Regions from separate parts of the Homo sapiens genome. Here region 2 is linked to region 1. The links are chromatin loops, found by intact Hi-C in ENCODE. Cell type or tissue: CD4-positive, alpha-beta T cell. All regions are shown on one strand. Links, peaks and the distances in the headings refer to the core of each region. The heading gives the core; the rest is flanking DNA.

The links. Peaks named below come from ENCODE experiments on the same cell type or tissue, not always from the same donor. Only the 100,000 strongest peaks of a DNase experiment are listed, where the experiment ranks them.
Region 2: it touches region 1 in a loop (4-fold over the local background); 2 of 110 quality-filtered maps call a loop at or near these places.

What each region holds. Positions count from the first base shown.
Region 1 is chr1:110,150,180-110,159,179 of GRCh38, forward strand. SLC6A17 (solute carrier family 6 member 17) reads left to right here and starts at 315. Exons shown (of 12, transcript NM_001010898.4): 1 at 315-704. RefSeq lists a silencer at 310-359 and an enhancer at 1,988-2,282. In CD4-positive, alpha-beta T cell, for the core only: no CTCF peak of the experiment used is centred there; a DNase peak (open chromatin) is centred at 5,902; H3K27me3 peaks cover 2,260 bases.
Region 2 is chr1:110,740,058-110,748,815 of GRCh38, forward strand. No RefSeq gene overlaps it. Among named protein-coding and RNA genes, the nearest start is that of KCNA3, 69 kb to the left of the region's middle. In CD4-positive, alpha-beta T cell, for the core only: no CTCF peak of the experiment used is centred there; a DNase peak (open chromatin) is centred at 6,814.

The DNA of each region.
Region 1 (9,000 bases), core at 4,001-9,000:
TGAGTTCATTAAAGAAGGCCAAAAGAGGTGAGTCTGAAAAGAAGAAAGTGAGGCCCAGGGTCCAGGAGGGCTTTAACCATTGGGGCCCCATTCCTCTCCGAGGGCAGAAGCCCTGGCGAGGGCTCCAGGGTCTGCATCCCCTGACCAGGGGCCTCAAGAAGCTAAGCCCCCTTGCAACTCCCTCTCCCGCCCCACGCCCACCCTCTCCGCCTACGTCGGCCATCAGAGCCTCGCTCGCTGCCCGAGAGCCTCGCATTGACGCCGGCCCGCGCGTGAGTCAAGCCTGCGTCACGGCGCCCCGCCGCCAGGGTGGCCTTTCGGAAAGCGAGGGAACAGTGCGCGCAGCGCTCCGCCCAGCTCCGTTCTGCTCCGCAGAGCCGGCGCTGCCAGGGCGCAGGGAGGGCGGCACTCGGCCCCAGTCTTCGCAATCCCGCGCGCTCTCTCCGCCGTGGGACCTGGGTCCCCGCGCCGCTCCCCTGAGCCCCGAGCGCGCGGCGGGCGGGAGCCAGGTTGGGACTGGTGGTGAGGCAGGGAGTGAGGAGCGAGCGGAGTCGCGTGCGCCGGCGCGCAGCTCCGGGTCGCCCCAGCCCCAGCCGGGGGCCTGTGGCCCGGGGGAGGAGCTGTGCGTCCGCGACCCGTCGGGGATCGCAGCTGCTCGGCCGGAGTGCACGGGCCGAGTCTGCGCGACTACCCACGCGTGACAGGTGAGTCGCTGGCCGCGCCCCGCCTGGCTTTACCGGGCCGGCCACTGCAACTTTCCCTGTTCTGGCCCCGCCCCAGCCAGGGAGGGCTGAGGACCAAGGTGTGAGGCGGCGCTGCCCCCGCATCCGCCCGACCCTGCGCTCGTCCCGGGCTCCTCTCGCCGCTCCAGCCGCCGTTGCCTGGCGACGGAGCCCCGGGGCCCGCTCTCCTTCGCGCATCGGGGTCCCCAGCGGCGTACGCACGGGTTGGACACCGGGCTTCAGCTTCTGGTGCTCAGAAGGGCCCAAGAACTCCGGAGGAAATTGGGCTTAGCTGCGGAGGCAAGCGCCCGCGGAGAACCGGAGGGGGCCTGTCCGGCCCATCCGCGGCTTGAAACTGCGCGCCCAGGGCGCAGTTCCACTGGGAGCCTCTTACGCAGCTGGAGACCCCAGCCCCAGCCGCTCGGCCTCAGGCCTGTGACCTTGACAGTAACATTGGCAAGCGAAGCAGAACTGTCACGCCCGAGATGAATATTTAATTCTCAGTCCTGGGGCTGGTCCTCGCTGGATTCGGAGCTAGCAGAGAGCCCTTCCTCCCTCGTGGGAAGCGCATCTGGGGAACGGAATGGCTGAGACAGGGGACGTGCGTGTGGTGCCCATCTGGAGGGGGCGCCGTCCTGGCGGGTCGAGAGGCCTCTGCTGCATTTATGCCTGTGTGCGCCGTGCTCTGAAGCGATGCTGGATGCTCGCAGTACTATGGGTGGGCCGCTCCCCAGGGGCGCGGCTGCCTTGGAAAGAAGCGTGATGTTTCCTTTTAAAGCCCAGACAGCCCTGTCAGAAATCAAATTCAGAAATCCCAAGGCCATTCACCTTACAGGACCTAGGCCCTGTCAAGTTGGCTTTAGAAAATATTTTTTGATGCCATTCCTCTTTCCTTTTTTTTTTTAAGAAATACTTTAACAGGCCTTTTGGATTACGAGATTTCTAACCAGAGCTACCTTTGGGCAATTCAGCTGTGAACTTGAGGCAGATGGGGGTGGGTTGGGGAGACAGGGAAGTGGTAATGAGGAGGAAGATTCTTTTCCGGGCATTGTCCTTGTTAACAGGAACTTCAGGAACAAAGACAATCCTGTAATGGCTCCAAAAAAATTCGGCCAAAACTTTAGTTAGCGCCTAACTGTTAAGGCCTTGCTGGACACGCTCACTGATGTCTGGAGAACAAGGTCAGAGTGTGTTGAGGTTAACAGTGGGGAGTTCTTGTGTCTCGTTCTGTGCTTACATTATCCCATGGCTCTGTGAGGCGGACCCATCACCTGGGCAGGAAGAGCTTTGAGGTCACACCTGATTGTCCTTGGCCATGGCTCATCCACGAGGACCGTCAGAGGCTTTAGCTCCACTGCCGGATTTTTCTCCAATGGAACATCTGTGGCTAAGTAGGTGGTTGAGTTTCAGCGAATCCCTGAAGCTCAGCCTGGAGGGTGACTCAGTGCAGGAGGCAAATGGTGCCCACCAGCTCTGATTGGAGTGAGTTTGTTTGGCCTGAGTCACACACAGAGTCGTGTGTCAGCTGTTTGTGAGTTGATTGGAGTTCTTTAGCAGGACTCGTGAGCAGGAATGGCCTGAGCCCAAGTGTTTTGGGCAGAGGTGGGCAAGTCCTCTGAAGGAGCTAAGCAGAGCTCTGGCTGTTGAGCAAGGGTCCTGGAGCTCTGACTCCTTGGGAAGGTGAGCAGGGCCAGGCTGGGCTGGGCAGGGAGATGGGGAGAGGTGAAGGGGAGGGTAAGGAAAGGCTCTGTGATTGTGGTCAGAACTGGGCCCAGTGTTCTGCCATGTGCCAGTGGGGTGACCTTGGGCAAGTCAATTCACCTCGGGAGTCTCAGAGTTTCCTCAGTTGTAAAACAGGGATGCCTATGATATTATTTCTGCAGGCTTATTTTGAGCCAGGTGCTAGACACAGCAGGTGCTCATTAGATGTTAGTTCCCCATCCCTTCCCTTATGGGCCTTAACCAGAGGCAATTCTTTCTCTCATTGCTTCTGCTCCATCATGAAAGGGGTTGTGGGGACACATGAAGGTTCGGTGCTTCCCATGTGATTAAGAAGGACCTGTAACTCAGCTTCACATAGACCTGTTTCCAACCCTCAAGTCTCCCCATGAGACCCTAAATTGGGAAGCCTGCTTAAGAGCAGGATTAGTGTTGGGGTAGGGGTGGGGTTCAGCTGTGCTGGGTCTGCTGGCTGCCCTTGGCCACCTGCAACAGCTCTGGGGTGACTCCAGCACCACAGACCTTGACTCCTTGGGGTTGTTTCTGACTGTAGCCTGGTCCCAAGCTGCAGCACGTGCTGGGTGGACTTCAGGGGTCACTTCTCTTTGTTCAGGTCTTACCATCCTCCTCCCCACCCATTCTATCCATAATAGAATTGAAAGTTACAAGAGAACTGTTCAGGAGAGCTGAGACTGGCCTCTCCTGGAAAGGAAAGTGAGGTGTGTGATTCCTGTTTTCCTGAAGGACCCTGGGCCCCTAGTTTTCTCCGTCTATAAAATGTCCAGATTTGGTGCTGAGCTAAGATGTGTGTGCCTTAAGAGTGAAGGAAATAAGGGGATCCCCAGTGCAGCAAGAAAGAAGCCATGCTGGCTCAGGGGACTCCAATCTGCTACTGGAAATGTGTGTGTGTGTGTGTGTGTGTGTGTGTGTGCATTGCATTCACCATTCATTCTGTAGCCAATGCCCTCCCCATTGGATCCAGGAGCAAATTCCAAGGATGGCAGAAACAGAGATGAGAAGATTCCAGAGAAACAGGTTCCTTCTGCCTGTGTACCCTCCCTTCCTTTATACTCCTTTTCTGTCCAGGTTTGCTGCAGCAGGACAATTCATCATTAATCCCTTTAAAGCTGCTAAGATAAGCAGCAGAATAGTTTAAGGGGAAGATGGATTTAAGCTTTTTTGCTAGAACTAGCTCTGAGTTATCACTTGCTCCCAGGCTGAGCTACAAGAAGTCCTCACAGCCAAACATCTGGAGCACCAGGATGGGGGAAAAAAAACCTGTCACCTCAGCCCCTGTGTTTCCCTCCCCTGAATGATGTTGCTGGCTGCCAGAGGTCAGAAGCACAGAGCCATAGGTAGATGTGATTGCTAGAGCAGTATCCCAAACTCAAGTGGGGCAGTGATATGTAAGGAAATGCCTACTTTGCATGCTTTTAGGAGGGGTGAGTGCTGTTCTGGATTCCAGTGGCTCACACTGTGCTTGGCACAAATTGATAATATCCAGTTGCTTATTGAGGCTTCTGTGCTGTGCTAAGTGCTTTATTCCCAGACCATCTCATTTAATCTTCACCACAATCCCAGGAGACAGATATTGCTATCTCCAGTTTACAGATTGTAAAATTTAAGGTTCAGAGAGGTTAAATAATTTGTTCAAGGTCACACAGGTGAGTGGCAACTAGAGAATTGGAACTCTATCAGTCCAAACTTCATGTTCCTAACCTCTATGTGATACTTTTCCGCAATACATTCTTAATAAATGCTGACAACCTAGGCATTTACCCAAACAAGATTGTCTAGAGCTGTGGGTCCAGTTTTTTTAAGTTAGTGCCCCGGGAAAAGGGGAAATCGGCCTGTACTAATTGGAAATTGGTGGAAAACAAACATAACCAAACGTCCAAGGTTTGGGGAACATGGTATTTGGCTCCAGGTGGGTTGAAATACAGAAAAAGATCCCAGGCTTCATCTTGGTGCTTTCTTGTCCTTTCCCTGCCCTTCTCTTCCTGACCTCTACTGCCCTTGACCTCATTCCCTTAAAATCTGTCTAAGCTAGGGGTTCGTGTGTAGAGCAGTGAGAGGAGTCAGAGCCGGTGGATGTTGCCCTGAGAATTTCTGCATATGCAGAATCAAGGACGGCCACTTGCTGATGGGAGCTTGGTGGGTCAGATTTCTCTGCTGAAGAGTGTATGCCAGGGATTTGTAGCAGTTTCTGGTGAGGCCCCAGACCCCAGAGAAAACTACTAACACTTCAAGGTTATTTACAGCAGCTGCTGGCAGGGCTGCTTGGGGAGATTCCACTTGCTTCTTCCTGGTCTTTTCCCACAGAGAGCCCACTTTCTCCTCACTCCAAAACTCTGCCACACGTGTCCGTGGCCGTTCTGGGAAACATGGCACCTGATTCCTCCAGCTTCTCTGTCTCTTCTCTTTCTCTGAAAAATCGCCATCCCCAGAACAGGCCCATGCTGTCCTAGCCTGCCCATCATCTCCAAACCACCTGAGATCTCAGTGGGGAAGTTCCTGAAGGTGGATAACTGAATGTAAGTATTAATGCTCCTCACTGGCAGTGGACGAAAAGGACTTCCCAGAAACCCTTGCTTCATAGGCAGCCATTTTGTGGAGATAAGTCCTTTGATAATTCTCTTTCTCTTCCTTCTCCTCCTCCCATGAGTGATTCTTAAAACATTGCTCATTTATGGGCAAATCCAGTTTTTTTTAAAAAATACATAGTTAGACGTTCAATATGTACAGAAAATTCACATGTAAGAACATAAGCTCAGATGCAATATGAATTACTGTATACACTTACTCTCATGTTCAGAACCAGGTATGTTTTGTTAGAGAATAATTCTGGGTCAGGTGAGTTCTAGGCTGCCTGAGTCCCTAACTAGGGAGTTGAGGCACAAAGCCCTGTCCAGTCTATGTCCTCTTGTGGAGTGGGAGTGAGGCACATATAGAGCAGAGGAGTGAGTACCCCAGCTCACAGGCCCTGGGGTCACCTCATTAGCTGCAGTTGTCCCACTGAGCTGCCACTCTGCCTTCCCGAGCCTACCTAGCAGTTTATTTGAAGATAACAAGTTGCCTGTCACTGTACGCCATCATTTCTAATTAGTGGTTCAATTAGAATTTCTGCTGGATTCTGCATCCCACCAATTTACCACCTTCTATTTTGCTTGCAAGTGGAATTCACTGGTCCACACCCCAAAATTCTGCCAGTTACATTTTTCTTTAATTATAAGACTCCTGGGTTCCTGAGGCTTTAAATCCCACACCAGCTCTAAATGGAGCAGAAGCAATGTTTGCTAAAACTACCTTGCAAGAGGAATGAATAGTCACTCGATAGGGTGGTTCCAGAATGTACTGCCAAGTGAGTATTCATTGAGGACATGGGTCTCCCTTCCTTTGCCCAGGTCTAAAGGAAGGAGAGCAGATGTTCTGTACTGCGCAACCTGGGGCTGGCTCGCAGAATAGCCCGGTGGGCGCTGTCCATGGTCCTGCCACACCACTGGGGCCATCTGCCTGCTAGTAATTTGGGACTCCACATAACAGCTGAAAGGAATCTCCTTGACCAGTTCCCCAAATTGCTTTATATTGTGAGTTTTGGAAGAGAACTTGGTCAAGTGAGGAAGATCCTGCTCTCTGGGAGAAATGGTGGTAGATGAGCTCAGTCCACTGTTGACTTCCTGAATGTATCATTTTGCAAGGCTGCATGGTGCACTGCAGAACTTCCCAACCAGTGCCACAGATGGGTAGCATGTGGCCCAGAAATAATGATGCCCTCATCCCTTGGAGTAGCCTGGGATGGCCTAGCATGGTGGCGCCTCCTCCGTGTACCCCAGTGTGCCATGATAGTGTTATTTTCTGTGTCATGACATGCAAAAGATTGGAACATACCAGTATGTCAAAAAGAATATAGCTACAGTTTGGTAGATGACAGTCTGAATCCCCGCTCTTCCATTTTATGGCTGGGTAATCTTGTACATGATAGAGGCTTCTTTGTCTTGAAGATAAGAATTGTATTTTATCGTAAGTTGTTGGGAGGATAAATAACACATGTAAGCACAGTGGGTCACCTGTGGCTTGTCCCAATAGGATGCTTTTCTGCCCAGCCCTCTACAAAGCTGCACTGGAGGCTGATGAGAAAAGAGACACAAACCCTTCTCATTTTCAGGAAAGAGACATCATGTTGGGACTGTAATTAAGGGTTTCTGATCACTATTCCTTCAAGAGCTCTTCAGCAGTCCGTTTGGTAACTCAGGTAATTGAACACCCTTGGTTCCCTCTGTCTCTTTCTAAGACAACAGAAAATAGTGGTTTTAAGAAAATCCAGGTCAGATTATTTTGGCAGATGCTGTGAGGACTCATCTGTCCCCATGGTGGTCCCCCCATGAATGAGGAAAGAAGGGAATGAGGCTTTCACTAGTTATTCCTGGACTTTTATTTGCACATCTGGTTTGTAAAATTTTTCTTTTTCCAAATTGGTATACTCTCACAGGTCCTTTATCTGTCTGAGACCTGGTGTGCCCTTCAGCACCTCACGTCCTCATTTCCCTTTCTCTTCAAATCTCAAGTCTCATCCAACAGCCTGATCCATATCACCATCATCGCTTACCTACCCTCCCTGTTTCTTCACTTGTCCTACCAGCAGCCATTGATCCCTATAAAAACAGTCAGGTCAGGCCAGGTGTGGTGGCTGACACCTGTAATCCCAGCATTTTGGGAGGCCGAGGGAGGTAAATCACGAGGTCAGGAGATCCAGACCATCCTTGCCAACATGGTGAAACCCTGTCTCTACTAAAAATACAAAAATTAGCCGGGTGTGCTGGCATGCGCCTGTAATCCCAGCTACTCAGGAGGCTGAGGCAGGAGAATCTCTTGAACCCGGGAGGTGGAGGTTGCAGTGAGCCGAGATTGCGCCACTGCACTCCAGCCTGGGCGACAAAGCAAGACTCCATCTCAAAAAAATAAATAAATAAAAATAAAATAAAATAAAAATAAAAATAGTCAGGTCACATTACTCCTCTGCTTGAAAACCTCCAACAGCTTCCCATTAGCCTTGAAAGAAAACCCCAACTCCTTTCCATGCTCCTTGAGTCCTGCCTGTTCTGGACACTCACTGTCTTCCTAGCCCAGCACCTCCCACTCTTCCATTGTTCAGGGTGCTCTAGGCACATGGCCGTCTGTCTGTTCCTTGTACTCACCAGGCATGCAGGTCCTGCCTCAGGACATTTGCACTTTCTGTTCCCTCTGCTCTGAATGCTTTCCCAGGACATCCACATGGCCCACTCTCTCACTCCGTTGAAGTCTTTATGTCACCTTATCGGAGCATACGTCCTTACCCCCATCTCTGTTGTAGCATCCCTGCTGTGCTCCATCCCCTCATACTCTATATTGTATGTGTTTATTTGATATATATACTATCAGATATAGTGTATGTTTATATGTACACTATAAATTATATATTTGTCTGATTTCTATTTGTCCCTCTGCACTAGAAATAAATCCAATGGAGCAGGGACATTATTTGCTCTGTTCTCTGTTGTACTAGAACAGGGCCTAGAACATAATGTTCAGCAAATATTTGTTGAAAGAAGTAAAGGAAAAGAAGGAGGGAAAGAGATTTAAAAATATTTTAAATGCCATATTTTAAAATCCCATATTTCAGCAGTACCTCTAGTTCATAGAAGTCGCTGGGCTCTATTCTCCTTCCAGGCCAAAAGGGGAGTAGAAGTCGGAGAACTGAGCCCCAGTATCCCCTGTCAGCCCACTGTGTCCTTGGGCTTGCACGTGCATGTCCCACCCAGCTCCAGGGCGTTGTGGGATGTGGGTGAGTATGCCTTGATTCCTGGCTAAGCCCATTTCCCACATGTTCTCACATGAAGGTGGTAGCTGGCACTGGTTGATGGCATGCCCCTGAGGGCCTGGCCTGAGTTGAGCATAACTCTTTTGTTACCTCATTTTATACTCATGACAACCCTACGAGGTGTAGCATCCTTCATCCCTATCTTTTCAGGTCTAGAAGGTAAAACCAAGAGGGGTTATGTACTTTCCCAAAGACCAACATCTCATAAATGGCAGAGCAGGACTTTAGGTTTTCCTGGCTCTAAAACCCATGATAGCATTGAGGTTGAGAGTCAGGCTCCAGGGTCAGTCTGTCAGTGCAGATCCAGGGGCTTTGGATGACTTGCCTTATTTCATCAATTCCAAAATGTGTATTTTTGCACATTGCCACATCTTAAAATCAGGACATGACATGCAATCAATAGCTGTTTCAAAATGGCTGTGGGTCTATGGCAGCTCACCCTAGTTGGGTGGGAAACTTTGATGAACCCTTTCTGGTAAGTTCAAGAAAGTGCCAGCATCAAAGGATCCTAGATTCAATGAAATATAGGTAATTATCCCTCTCAGCTTCCATGTCTTCATTTGTAAAATGGGAGTAACAGTGGTATCTACCTGATATAATTACTGGCGGGATTAAAGGAGCTAATATCTGTTTGGTGCTCAGCATGGTGGTTGCCACAGAGATGGGACTCAAGAATTATGGCCTATGTGCTGTGTTGTCATT
Region 2 (8,758 bases), core at 3,759-8,758, 590 kb after region 1:
GGAGTTCAGATTTTAAAGACAGTCAAACCTAAGTTTCCCTAAGTTTCACTGTGCCACTTAGCTAGCTGTGTGGGCAACTTATGTAGACCACATTTTCTCTGACTGAGAGTAGAACAGTGGTTACCAGAGACTGGGGAGGGGATAAAAGAGGAGTACATAGGGAAAGATTGATCAACAGGCACAAAGTCACAATTAGATGGGAGGAATAAGTTCTGAGGTTCTAGTGCACAGTAGGGTGACAATGATTAACAGTGAGACATGATATATTACAAATAGAAGACAGGTTTTTGAATATCCTCACCACAAAGAAATGATAAATATGTGATTTATCATGTTAAATACCCTAATTTGATCATCATACAACATATATATGTATAATATAAAAACATCAAATTTTACCCCATAAATATGCACAATTACAATGTGTCAATTAAAATTTTTTAGGTAAATTAAAAAATAAATTTAAAACTCCTTTTTTGACTAAAAATGTAACACACCTTAGAATGAAAATATTAAAAAATTATAAAAATATTTAACATAAAAGTTAAAAAGTTCCCTACCTAAAATTTCTATTCCCATCCCAGGATAGCCACTGTTGATGGCTTGATATATATATTCATCCAGTATTTAAAAAAATGAATACTGTAAAATAAAAAACATTTTTCTCAAGTGGTCATATGCTGTCTATTGTTACTATTACTATTATTACTGAACTTGCTTTTTCCTATTACTATATCCTATATATCTTTCAGTGTCAGTACATGAAGATATTTTTTCTTTTTAACTAGCATATGGGATACTGCTGTGCCATAATTTAATCAGTTTAGGACATGACATTTGTTTAGCCCCATTAAGTCCCAGTTTCCTCATAGTTTCAATAAGAATGATAACAGTACCATTTCATAGGGTTGTTGTAAGGATTAAATAAGCTTTTTTTGTTTGTTTGTTTATTTTGTTTATTTATTTTTTTTTTTTGAGACGGAGTTTTGCTCTTATTGCCCAGGCTGGATTGCAACGGCACAGTCTCAGCTCACCGCAATCTCAGCCTCCCAGATTTAAGCAATTCTCCTGCCTCAGCCTTCCCAAGTAGCTGGGATTATAGGCATGTGCCACCAAACCCCAGCTAATTTTGTATTTTTAGTAGAGATGAGGTTGCTCCATGTGGGTCAGGCTGGTCTCGAACTCCCGACCTCAGGTGATCCGCCCACCTCGGCCTCCCAAAGTGCTGGGATTACAGGCGTGAGCCACCACGCCTGGCTGGATTAAATAAGTTTTTAATTGAAAAGGATTGAGTATAGTGCCCGCCATATTTTAAACAATTAATGGTAGTAATATATCATTTATGTCTTGTATCTGCATCCCAAGGGCTTAAAATTCACACATCCTACCAACTCATGGAGTTAAGTATACAAATGAAACACAAACATAGAAGGAATGGATGACCTGTAAATGCTCATATCACTGCAAAGTGGCCTAGCATCTTAAGTTTCCAGATGTGAACACTATTCACTGAATCTAAACAATGGACAAGATATAGCTGAAAGGTAAAGATCACTTGGGCCCTGAATCTTTTTTTTTTTTTAACCTTTTTTTTTATTATTATACTTTAAGTTCTAGGGTACATGTGCACAACGTGCAGGTTTGTTACATATGTATACATGTGCCATGTTGGTGTGCTGCACCCATTAAATCATCATTTACATTAGGTATATCTCCTAATGCTATCCCTCCCCCCTCCCCCCACCCCATGACAGGCCCCAGTGTGTGATGTTCCCCTTCCTGTGTCCAAGTGTTGACTGTATTTCTCACTTATGCATTGTAGACATAGCCAAAAGTGTAATAGGGCTGGCTGCTTGCTTTGTACTGCGCCCAATTCATTGACATAACAAACTGAGGGTTTATAAAGAGTAATTTTGATGTAGTGGCACAATGTAATGAAAAGTGCACTTGGCTTGGAATCAAAAGACATAGACTCAAAGCTGGGCTCTGCTGCCCACAGGTCTGTGACCGAACAGTCTTCCTATACCTCAGTTTTCCGATCAGTAAAGTAGGACCAAAAAATGAGTCTACCTCCCAGACCTTCTGTGAGTATTAAGATAATAAAAGCACCTAAAAAAGTTCTTATTGAGATCAGTAAATGTTGAGTACATGAATTAATCATGATACATAATTAATCAAGTGTACTCAAATAGGAAGAGAAGATAACTGTGCAGAAGAAAAGTCAGACTAGGCAAGTGAGAGTAATATAATCTCAGACTATGTTCACAGAAACTTGTTGATATGATGTGGCTGTTCTGTAACTGCCCAATGGGTTCACCTTGCCAGCTACCTAGACAGAACCAATTTATCAAGACAGGGGAATTGCAATGAAGAAAGAGTAATTCATGCAGAACCGGCTGTGTGGGAGATGTGAATTTTATTATTACTCAAATCAGTCTCCCTGAGCTTTCGGGGATCAGAGTTTTTAAAGATAATTTGGCGGGCAGAGGCTTGGGAAGTGGGGAATGCTGATTGGTCAGGTTGGAGATGGAATCATAGGGGGTTGAAGTGAGTTTTTCTTGGTGTCTTCTGTTCCTGAGTGGGTTGGCAGAACTGGTTGAGCCAGATTACCGTTCTGGGTGGTGTCAGCTGATCCATGAATGTAGGGTCTGCAAAATATCTCAAGCACTGATCTTAGGTTTTACAATAGTGATGTTATTCCCAAAAGCAACTTGGGGAGGTTCAGAGTCTTGCAGCCAGGGGCTGCACAACCCGTAAACTGTAATTTCTAATCTTGTAGCTAATTTGTTAGTCCTGCAAAGGCAGACTGGTCCTGAGGCAAGAAGATGGCCTTTTCAGGAAAGGGCTGTTATCAATGTTGTTTCTAAGTCAAGCTGTGAACTGAATCCATCCCCAAAGTTAGTTCCGTCTACACCCAGGAATGAGCAAGGACAGCTTAACAGTTAGAAGATAGAGCTTGTTAGGTCTGATTTCTTTCACTGTCATAATTTCCTCAGTTATAATTTTGTAAATGTGGTTTCAGTTCCACTCCACGATGCACAGGTCATGTTTCAGGTCTCATGTGCTAGGCTGAGCAGAGGAAACTAGGTAGAGAACATATAGGACATGTGGCCACCCTCCTGCCCTTGAAATACCTGAAGGCCTTCTGTGTAACCCAAGACTAGTTCCACCTGAGTCTTTGGGGGAAAATTTGGGAGAATTTGATTCAGTATTTGGATAACTTTTTCGTGGGCAGATCTGATTATAGAAAGAATAGGCCTCATCAAGTTTCCTGGTATGGGAGTGTATGCAGAGCCTGGCTACAGGCCTTGGATGTCATGAGGGAGATAAACCAGCCAGGGATAGGTGGTTGGGACAGATGGTCTCTGAGGAACCCTGAGATTTTGATATTCAGGAACACTGTGGATGGATACAAGAGAAAGAAGCAAATGCATGTTTACTAACAATGACACAAATGCATAGAAGGAAAGAGCTTTGAAATCATTCTTCAGCCAATTACTAAAGGTATTTTGGTCATTTCTGTACTAATATAAGGAAGTGGGTAACTGGCCTTTGTTATGGGTTGAATTGTGTTCCTCCACAAAAAATATGCCAGTACCTTCCTCAGATTGTGATCTTATTTGTTAACAGGATCTCAACAGAGGCAATCAAGTTAAAATGAGGTTATGATAGTGGATCCTAGTCCACCATGAGTGGTATTTTATGAAAATGAGAGATTTGGACAGAGAGAGACATGCACAGAAGGAAGGGGATGTGAAGACAAAGGGAGCACACCATGTGCAGATGGAGGAGAACCAGAATGATGCATTTACAAGCCAAGGAATGCCTGAGGCTACCAGAAGCTAAGAGAGAAGCCTGATACAGATCCTTCCCTAGCACCTTCAAAGAGAGCATGGCTCTGTCAACACATTGATTTCAGACTTCTAGCCTCCAGAACTATGAGACAATAGATTTATGTTGTTCTAAGGCACCCAGTTTGTGGTACTTTCTTATGGTAGCCCTAGGAAATTAACACATCATAGTAATATGTAAGCATTCTTGTGCTGAGCATTGTGAGTTTTTCCAATCATCTTTCCCTCTGACAGTATGCAGGGAGAAATACCCAAGAAATAGTAGCCATATAGGACTCAAAGTGTCACAAGATGGTTAGAGTCAGTATGGGTCTTTCTTGTAAATCTGAAATCGAGAATGTGACTTTTGCCTCAAATGAGCCTCCAATATCTTCTTAAACTGTGAATCTAAACCTTAGGATAGCTCTACCCTCTGGCCAGCTCTTTAAAGAAAGAAATGTCAGAAGGTGGAGAGAGAGAGAGAGAGAGAGAGAAAGAAAGAGAGAGGACATCTGACCTGCCTAAGGTGCCAGATCTGGCTGCAACATGTCTCCTAGGTGCATGAAGGAAAGGCAAGCAAAAGGGGAGCAGAACATGGGGTTTGGCCTTTAAACACACAGTGTCTCTGCCCATGGGAAAAAGCATTCTACTTGATGGATTAGGATAATAGCTTTCCCTCCTTTTGGAGAGAAGCAAGGGGTATAAGTGAGCAGAGAGGAAGAGAGAAAAGTGGTTGTGGGGAAAGAAAGCCAAGTGTTCTCCTCCTTGCCATGAGGACAAAAGAAGTGGGTTGTCCATATCTGTCTTGCTGATTAGTTGCTGATTTGGGCCCCGTGCTGAAATGTTTTTATTCCAATGGTGATCAACTCACCCCAGTATAATTCAATTCAACAATTACTTATTAAGCACTCACTCTGGGCAAGGCACTGTTGTAGAATCAGGAAATGAGTGAGAGGTCTCTGTCATGAAGGAGCGTATGATTTGCTGTCAAACACTATAGGAGAAATGCAGCTATAGTAAGAAGTGCAGCAAAGTCTTCAGCCCTGGCTGCCCGTTAGAATCACCTTGGGATGCTTCAGCGAAATACTGATCCCACTACCAGAGGTGCAGATTTAACTAGTATGAGATGAGATCCAGGCACTGGTGTTTTTATAATTTCCTCATGAAATTCTGATGGGCAGCCAGGATTGAGAATCACTATGTTATGGAGCAGAGAGGAGCAAAGAGTAAGGGCCAAGGGAGGTGAGTGAGGAAAATTTAAGGCTGTTTTCAATGAGTTTTGAAGAATGGTTTGGATTCCCACATGTGGGGCTTGGGATGGGGAAGTCTTCCACAGTTGGGAAGAACCACATGAGTAGGACACGAAGGTGAGAAAGCATGGGGCATGAACAAAGAATAGCTGGTCTGGTTTGTATGGTTCCCAGAGCACCTAAGGAGTAATGGAGAATACGCAGGAAAGTGGAGTGGAGACTGCATTGTCCAAGGGTTCACAGCAAGCATTGGTAGAACCAGAAGCAGAATGCAAGTTTCCTGACTCCTGGACCATACCAGGAAGCAGAGTCAATAATCAGAACAGCAGTCATGGGGCATGATGAAGAAGCTGAGTTAGAGACTCTTCTTCATCTGGTTAAATCCCAGTGACCCAGGGCAGATATAAGCTGGGAACCAGAAAACACTTGTCAGTTTTATTGGTTTGAAGAGAATGAAGTGATCTGATTCCTTTGGGAACACAGGGATTAGGAAATGGTTTGACCATCAAGATGATGGTAAATGACCATCTTAAATATAATGGAAACCAGAAATTAATTTACTTTTTCTAAGCCACATAGGTAGGAATTTGCCTGATTTCAAAGTCAGTGTTTTTCCCACTTAATTTAAATTCTCCTTTGTCTGGTACCCCCATTCTGGGTGTATACTATACTCCATACAGTCTGTGCATAGCTCTGTATTTTACAACCATCTTGTTTTATACTTATGTAATTATGACTCTGTTTATCTTATTAGATTGTGAGTTCCTTGAAGGTAGGGCCACATCAGATTCTAATCAAATCAAAATTATATGGGGTCGATATCAGCCTGGCCAACAAGGTGAAACCCCATCTCTGCTAAAAATACAAAAAAAAAAAAAAAAAATAGGCGGGAGTGGTGGTGCATACCTGTATTTCCAGCTACTCTGGAGGCTGAGGCAGGAGAATCGCTTGAACCTGGGAGGCAGAAGTTGCAGTGAGCCGAGATCATGCCACTGCACTCCAGCCTGGGCGACAGAGCAAGACTCCATCTCAAAAAAAAAAAAAAAATTATATGGAGGTTCCAAGGTACATGTTATAACTATTCGTTTATTTAACAGGCACTTAAATGATGATACAATGTGCCAGATACTTGAAACAGAGTAGTAAAAATATTTAGTCCCTGTCCTCAAGGAATTCACAGTCTATAACAAAACCTCTCACGGAAGAGTGCTCACCAACCCTGTGCCCTCTCTCACCTTTCTCTGTTGATTTAATTAATCCTTGCCTAGTCAGGCCAGTGTAAACCATAATCCAGGTATCGAATCTATCCCCTGGCCTCAGGGATGAATTGAGTTCTACGGTATTGATAAGATTCATCTGGATTAACCCCTGTAAATGTGATTTGTAAGTGGAAGAGAAAGTAATAAACCATGACATGGAGAGGCAATTTTTGATGCAGACAGATGGGTTTTAAACAGTAGGCATACAGCCAGGCAACTGGGCTGTAGATGAACAAGAATGTCAGTCCTAACATGGGCAATGGCCACTAAGCACATAGTTCCTGCATCTCAAGATCCAGGTCAGTAGGACCGCAGAATGTCAGCGTGAGACACACTGCTTAAGGTATATGACTAAACAAACACCAGTAAAATAAACTTTAGGTTAAACTTACTGATGCAATCTTAAATTCCGTCCCCAAGCCGTGGTCAACTTCTAAAACTAGAGAAGCTGCTGCTGCGTGTCTCTGTCCTTGGTGCTGAAACAAAGCCCATCGCGTTGGTCCCTGCCCTTGAAGTGCCGGTTTTCCTGAGATGTTGTTGTGGTTGGGGGAGTGATGGGATATAGCCCTCCACCCCACTTTTATGGGGGAGGAGGTGGTGGTGTTCAATACTAAATGTCCTAGATGTGTGCCTGGTTGACATGGATGTCTGAGATAGGCCTGGGAAGACAGCCTCAGCTCTCCATCCTCCTTTATGCCGCTGACACTGCATATGCATATCTGAAGAATGGTTCTTATCACATAGTATTGGGACTGTAAATATCAGGCCTGACTTCAAAACTATGTTCTGTTCTCTCTTCCTTGCATCTTGCAGCTGCCTTGCTGTTTTGACCGTGATTTGCATTTTAAGGAATTAGGTTGACATGTTTATGGGTCTTTCCTAACACATAATACATTTATTCATCTTATCTCAATACCTAGTACAATATTGGCACATGGTGGATACTTAATAATTTTTTTGGATATAAAAATAAGAAGTTAACACTTGATTATCCTTGGAAAAGGTCTGGAGAGAAAAAAAACATTGACTGGGTAGAATTCTATTTTTCTCTACACTGCCTTTTTCAGCAAGAAATGACATGATTTTACAAGGGTAAATAACATCAAAGTTTTATTAAATGCTCAACCAATCACTGCCCTATCATCACATTGAGGATGGCCAGTGAGGTGAAAAGCCAATTCTCAAGAAAATTAGCCAAACAGCCTGAGATAATAATGTTAATATTTCACAAGTGTGTTTTTCTTTAAACTCTTCTGAAGTGTCATCATATACAACTCAATTTGATTACAACATGCATATGAGGTAGGTGAATTAAGAAGTAGAATCTCAATTATATGAGAAAAACTAAGGTTCAGAGACGTTAGTGTCTTGGCCAAGAAAAACATGTAAGTTATAACTGGTCTTGAAAAGAAAATCAAGGTCTCTTGATCTCTGATCCAGAGCTCATTTCATTGCTCTATAGAGATCAAGGTAAAATTAAGACAAAGGCCTCAGAATCTTAGGTGCTCCTCTTAGCAGTGCTCGTAGAATCTTTGGGTTTTTGAGACACTTTCAGGGCAGTGTCTTGATAGAAATCATTTCCTCCCAGTTATATAAGTGCTCTTCTTTTCATGGGTACCAACAGATACAGCCAAATTATCTGTATGTGCCTTTATTCTATTTGGTGATCTTAATTTACTCCAGATAAGTCTTGCTCCCTGCCTTAAATTTATTGACACTCCAGATAAGTCTTGCCCCTGCCTTAAATAATTTTGTTTAAAATTTTATTTATTTGCCTTGGTCATTCTTAAATTCAGGCAAAATGCTATGGACTCTTTCAACACTGGCCAAAAATTAAACAGATCCAATCTGTATTGAATGCCTAACACACATTTATGCATTCAATTTTTAATGATTTTTTTTACCTTCTTAGTTATTTGCTTTCCTGTGGGAAAGCTATAAAGGGACCCCAAAATGATGAAATCCTAGAGGGACTTACAGTATTGTTGGGAGACATGCTATAAAGCTGTGAAGTGCTTAGTCATAATAATAGTTTAAGACAAAAGTACGAGAGCGATTGCAAGGCAGCACTTGACTGATTGTCAAATAAGTGGTGCAGATAAGGATTCCATGGTTTTGAGATATTATATATTGATTTCAGGAGATTGAATTGGACTGGGTACAGTCCAATACCAAGGGGTAAATAAGTATAAGCAAGGCACTAACAAAAATTTCCACCAAAATATAATGAGGGCAATCCCTTTGACAGGCTTTGAGGAAAAGAAGAAGAAAGATGGAAAGACGCTAGTTTATCCTGAATCTCGGGAAGTAAAAGGAAAAATTTTATAACTATGAGGCAGAAGTAAACTATAGTTGTAGTCTCTTGAACATTAAGTAGGAAAAAATTAGAGATACCATTTATTTATTTTAAAATTTTTTA